Regions from separate parts of the Mus musculus genome. Here region 1 is linked to region 2. Evidence: chromatin loops called from intact Hi-C (ENCODE). Cell type or tissue: heart. All regions are shown on one strand. Links, peaks and the distances in the headings refer to the core of each region. The heading gives the core; the rest is flanking DNA.

Region 1 (2,915 bases), core at 249-2,748, 270 kb before region 2:
CTTCTCATTATCATTTCCATGTTATTGGATCACAAGGATCTTGGTGTGCTGGTTTTCATGGTAGGAGAATTTGGAAGATTGAATAGCTTCTTTCACATCTCAGGGGCTGGGCATTCAGCCCTCATCTGTCAGGCTCTGGGGAACTTTTCTTTGGGCCGTGCTGTCCCTTCAGGACATGCTTGTACACAAAGAAGCTCAGGAAAGGACACAGAATCCAGCTAATTTATCTTCACATAGTTTGACTTGTAAAGCCATGGTGGGACTAACAATGTGTACTTTGGATCTGGCTTTCAGTTATGCTAAATACATTGCAAGCAAACATAGTCTCTTCATCCTGTGGGAAATATAATCTTCCAAAGGTGAAAATGCCTGTATGATCCTCACTGCAGATTACTTGCAAAGTTAAAGTTCTTCCTTTTCCCTGTCTATGAACATAAATACATTTTTTTCACAACTGAGATTTTATTGAGGAGCAGTGTACACAGACATTTTAATTTTTTTTGTTTGTTTTTTTTTCAAGACAGGGCTTCTCTGTATAGCTCTGGCTGTCTTGGAACTCACTTTGTAGACCAGGCTGGCCTCGAACTCAGAAATCCGCCTGTCTCTGCCTCCCAAGTGCTGGGATCAAAGTTGTGCACCACCACTGGCTGGCTAGACATTCCAATTCTTAACACACATACCCAAACTTTGAAGAGATGTATATTTATTATGTTCACGTACCCTAACTCTGAAGAGTCACATCGTGTTCATGTACACAAATGAAGAGCCATGCCACGTATTGTTTCTCGTTGAACTTATTCCAGTTCCTGCCTCAAACTTGGCAAGTTTCCTTAAGACCTCACATGACACACACACAACATACACAAAATTTCTGTCTTTCACAGCACATTATCACAACTGTTAGGGAAATGAACTCCCACGACCACAGACATTACAGTTCTGACAGGGGAAGGAACAAGGAGTGGTTTCCTTAGGAAACAGTTCTACTAGAGACACGAGACCAGATATTACTGAAAATATTCCAGACATGAATGCATGACTGAGACTCCAAATTGCCATTTAGTATGCTTTGTATTGTAGGATATGAAACTAGACCCTTCTACAGAATGTTATAGTGACCCTGGAGACAGTCATAGCCTCTCCTGATTCAATACCCTGCTATTTTCTGGTTGTACCAAAAAAAAAAAAATTTACACTTTTAAAATGGGATGAGGTGGGATTCCCTCACCTTTTAAAAATGTTTCTAGAGCTACTATAAAATTCGCGTTTACAAAATCGTTGATAAAACGATTCCTCCTGATTGTACAAGAAGGGAGGGGCGAGGACGAATGACAGATGTGATGAATGCTAGATCAGTCTTGGCTTCTTTCTCTTCGTCTGAGGCTGGACTATGGTTTTCTGTCTCTTCCTTTTCTGCAGGCAGATCTATAGTTTGCTGGTCACTTTGCCTCTTGCTCTCCTCTTCCCTTTTGTTGACATTTTTTTTTTTGGCTGATTTGGCAGCCTTTTTAAGCTTCCCGTCCACCTTGGCAGGGGAAAGCTTGGTCTACAGCCACAGAGCAGAGCTTGGGCTTGGCTCTTCATCCTCGCTAACCTTCCTCTTGAGCATCGTGGCGGCGCTGCGTGGAAGATGCGTGCAACGGACAGAGCTACACTGCCTAGCCACCACCACAGGAACTCCTGTGACCCCCGAAATACATTTTTTATTGGTCAATAGAAAATCTGATACGTCCTTTGGTCAGTGTAAGCAATGATGCCCTCTAGTGACAGAAGATTTATTTTGTAGAGACTCTCTGTGTCTTAAAGGTACCATCTAGGCAATTTTCCTTATTTAACTCTGAAAACAAAATAGCAAACATTAAGCAATTACTTTTGGTAAAAAGGGACTTCTTACACTAACCATAAGTTTTAATAGCACACGAAGAAACTTAGAGTTGTAAGAATCTAGCTTTTACAAAAACTGAGAATTTACTGGTTAGGCAGTGTGGGGAGGCCAAGTTTCAATCCTAAAGATAAGTCATTCAGGGGTCAGGTGGAGCCCCAGGCCCCACCTCTCCATGTGACATCCTCTCAGTGTGAGTGAGCTTCAATCTGTCAAACCACGGGGCTTTCTCCACAACCAACTGTACCAACAGTGCATCTCATGAGTATGTTTATCCAATGTCAAATCCAGAGAGAAAGAGTTTGTGTCTCAGTTGCTTCCAGCAAATGATGCCAAGGTTAATTCCAATGGAATGTGATATGTTGTTTTTCTTGGCCAAGCAGAGTCCCTGGTTCTACATTTGGTGTCAACTTTGCTGTTATGGTTAATATTATCTGTCACATTGTCTAGACTGTGGTGCCCGAATATTTAGTCAATCACGGTTCATGTTTCTGTGATACTCTATTTTGTATGAAATTCAAACTAAATCCACAGGCTTTTTGTAAAATTATGGCCCTTAACAATGTGACTAGGTGTCCTCCAAGAAACTCATGAAAAAGCCTGACTATGATTGAGAAAGGGAGGAGTCCTACCAGCCTTTGGATTTGAACTACAACCCTTTCATGAGTCTCTATCTGGTCAATATGCACTATAGGTTCTAGGCACATCACACTAGGCAATCATGTGAACCAATTCCAGAAGATGTATCATCTCTGTATCACTTCTCCAGCCATCCATTTATCCTCTATTCTAGTGATCCTGTTTCTCGTCCCCTGGAAAGCACTGACTTAAAAGAGCCACTCATGGGGGCTAGAGAGATGGAGCAGCAGTTAAGAGCATTGACTGCTCTTCCAGAGGTCCTGAGTTCAATTCCCAGCAACCACATGGTGGCTCACAACCATCTGTAATGGGATCCGACACCGTCTTCTGGTGTGTCTGAAGACAGCTTTAGTGTATTCACATACATAAAATAAATAAATAAATAAATAAATAA
Region 2 (2,915 bases), core at 281-2,780:
CTGGTCCTTCGAGTCAACGCTGCGCTCTTTGAGAAGGTTCTCCAAAGCCCGCACAAATTTCATACCAACAGGAGGAATCCCTTCTGTTCAAATTGATTGATGATCTCTCCCACAAGCTCCCGCTGGAGCCCACCAGGCCTGATGGTAATGAAGGTACACTCACCGTTGGTCATGTGTGCTGTGGTCTGGGAGGGACTGAATGTTGTGAAGACAGTCTCGGTGATGCTAACAGAGACCAACCCCACTCACTCTAAGCCTGTGACCATCCGAGGAGACTTTTGCATCCAAGTTGGTAAGAATGGTTCTGTAGAGAGCCCAGCTTGTGGTTTCAGCCCAAGGAGCTGGTGGACTTCAAGAGTTGTGCACAGGACTGGATCTATGAGTGACAGGAAGGCCCCTGCTTTGCCACCTTCTGACCCCTGTTCCCACAGGCAGGGGACCAGCAACTCTAGATATTTCTGGATCTTCCTTTGGCCTTTAGGGATCCTCTGGGAGCTGTGACTCCCTGTGTAGTGTTAAGTACCACTATTAGATTAAAATGTCTCATCGCCTGTGAAGAGAAGGAGGAGGAGAGGGAGGGGGAGGGGGAGGGGGAGGGGGGGGGACTCAATTTAGAAGAGAAACTAAATTGACAAGACCGAAGTGTTTAACCACCAGGCAACAGGGAGGGGTATGATGGATCCTTAGAATGACAGTTCACTGCTAAAACTCTTCCTTTCCCCATCCCCTATCTCCTTTCAGTCCTAGGGACAGAAGCCAGTGTCATGGGCAAGAGCTCTGTCACTGAGCTACATCCTAGCCTTGGAACCTCACTTTCTTTTAAAGGACTTTGAATGTCATTATCTTTCATTCTATCCATCTATCTGGATCTATATCTATCTATCTATCTATCTATCTATCATCCATCCATCCATTTATCAAGGGTGCCACACGGAGGTCAGAGGACCACTTGCAGGAGTCGATTTTTACTTTCCCTGGGATTAAAATCCCATCCCAGCTCAGATCCTAGGGCTTAAAGTCAAGTGATATAAGCCCCTGAAGTCATCTCCCCTAAGCCAGTTGAGTCTCAATTTCAATTTAAATCCAGGAATTCAATTCAGGATCATGTCCCTCACTAAGATGGACTATTAGGAAACTGGAAATGAGTGAACCATCCTCTAAGAATCAACTAGGTATTATCTCTGCTGTCCAGAATATTACAGTCTGCGAATTAATCCGCTTCAGTTAGCAACATCAGTAAACATTAAAAATAGGAAAGGACAGAAAAGGATCCTGTCTGGTCTTGCATTGTGCAAGGAGAATTCTATGCTAGAGCTGGGCTGGAGCACCAAGACCCAGAGGCTGGAAAATTCATGGGAGCTTCCTGGAAGAATGGATAAAACCGTCTCTCTCCCAATTCCGGAAGTATTTCTGCTGCAAACTCTCAAATTTAGCATCTAGGGATAATAAAGCTAAAAGCGGCGGAGAAGGGCACCCTCTGGCGACAATAGCAGGACACAGTGGGAGGAAGCAGCGCTAAGATGGAGTACCACCCCAAAACAAAGCTCCCTGGGAGCTGTAGTCGAGCCAGGTTGCCTGGGTGAGTGCAGTTTCCCGCCCTTAGTGATGTGGGGACCCAGCGAGATGGAGCTCACTTTAGGAAACAGCGGGGAGTCCCCCAAAGGACTAAGGTATTCCAGCCACACCCGACTAACGCTGCAAATATGTAGGAAAGAGAGTGAAGCAAGATATTTTTAATGAGTAGCCCTGTCTAGTAGTAGATCCCTCAAAGCACCAAGTGTGGGTAGGGGTTACATCCGGCACCCGGCAGTCAGGAGTCATTGGCCACGCACCCTTCGCCAGCGTCCATTCTGCCGAAAAGCAAGTTCTGGCCTTCTGCAGTTAATGCTTTTTTACCCATCAGCAAGATGCACCAAGATGAGACTTAGAGGTAGGTGGTCGTCGCTCTTAAATGTGGGTGGACGCAACTTTTGTTTTCCTGGGCTGTCCACTAGGGGCGCGTGGTGGACTCTGGGTCCTAAGCTATATATCTAGTCACTCTTTTATCCAGAACCCACCCTCAGCTCACTCAAAGGCTTTCAAAAACAGCTTTTTTTTTTTTTTACTTCCGGTTGTTTATTTGAGAAGGAATGCACCAGAAATTACAGAAACCTTTTTAATGTCCCACAACCTCTCAACTCTGTAAGTCTATTAACATGTTATTGTGTAATGGTCTCTCCCCCTCCCCAACCTCCCTGTGTTCCTCAGGTTTGGTGTTTTAAAATGACAGCTGATGTAGGAATTCCTCTCTGTGGAGATAGAGTGGACACAATGAATTTCTTTCTTCCCCCCCCTCCCCCTCCCTCGCCCTCTCCCTGCCCCCCTTCTCTCTCTCTCTCTCTCTCTCTCTCTCTCTCTCTCTCTCTCTTCTTTCTTTCTTTCTTTCTTTCTTTCTTTCTTTCTTTCTTCCTTCCTTCCTTCCTTCCTTCCTTCCTTCCTTCCTTCTTTCTTTCTTTCTTTCTTTCTTTCTTTCTTTCTTTCTTTCTTTCTTCTTTCTAAAATATTTTCTGGATTTAAATGTTGGTAAAGGAAGAAGAGAGGTAAACGTTAGAAGTAGGGACTGGGAATCTCAAATTAGGGTGCAGTTCAGAGATGAAGAAGGCACAATGAGGTATTTGTGTCCTCATGAGGAAAGTATTTGGGAGTGCTGAAAGCAAGCAGTGTAAATAGCATCAGGACAGCAACTGCTCAGGAGGCCATGCGCCTGAATCACACTTATACTTCAGTAAAATGTTAACAAAGACTCCGAGACAACAGAAGGAAAAATTAGAACACGTTGGCACCCTGAGAAGTGTGCTATTCAAAAGAGTAAGGCAGTGGCTGAAAAGACCATGCAGGAGGAGATAGGACCATCAAGATACTCTGAGCATGAAAAA

The links. A loop is a pair of places that touch in the nucleus more often than their neighbours do. Peaks named below come from ENCODE experiments on the same cell type or tissue, not always from the same donor. Only the 100,000 strongest peaks of a DNase experiment are listed, where the experiment ranks them.
Region 1: a loop joins it to region 2, with 2.4 times the contacts of the local background. A loop is called at or near these places in 1 of 42 quality-filtered maps.

Annotation. Positions count from the first base shown.
Region 1 is chr19:34,282,929-34,285,843 of GRCm38, forward strand. No RefSeq gene overlaps it. Among named protein-coding and RNA genes, the nearest start is that of Gm31355, 6.2 kb to the left of the region's middle. In heart, for the core only: a CTCF peak has its summit at 1,770 (motif pointing left); a DNase peak (open chromatin) is centred at 863.
Region 2 is chr19:34,549,093-34,552,007 of GRCm38, forward strand. Ifit2 (interferon-induced protein with tetratricopeptide repeats 2) reads left to right here and starts at 1,602. Exons shown (of 3, transcript NM_008332.3): 1 at 1,602-1,930. In heart, for the core only: CTCF peaks have their summits at 1,470, 1,679 and 2,002; a DNase peak (open chromatin) is centred at 1,549; H3K4me3 peaks cover 1,191 bases; H3K27ac peaks cover 1,272 bases.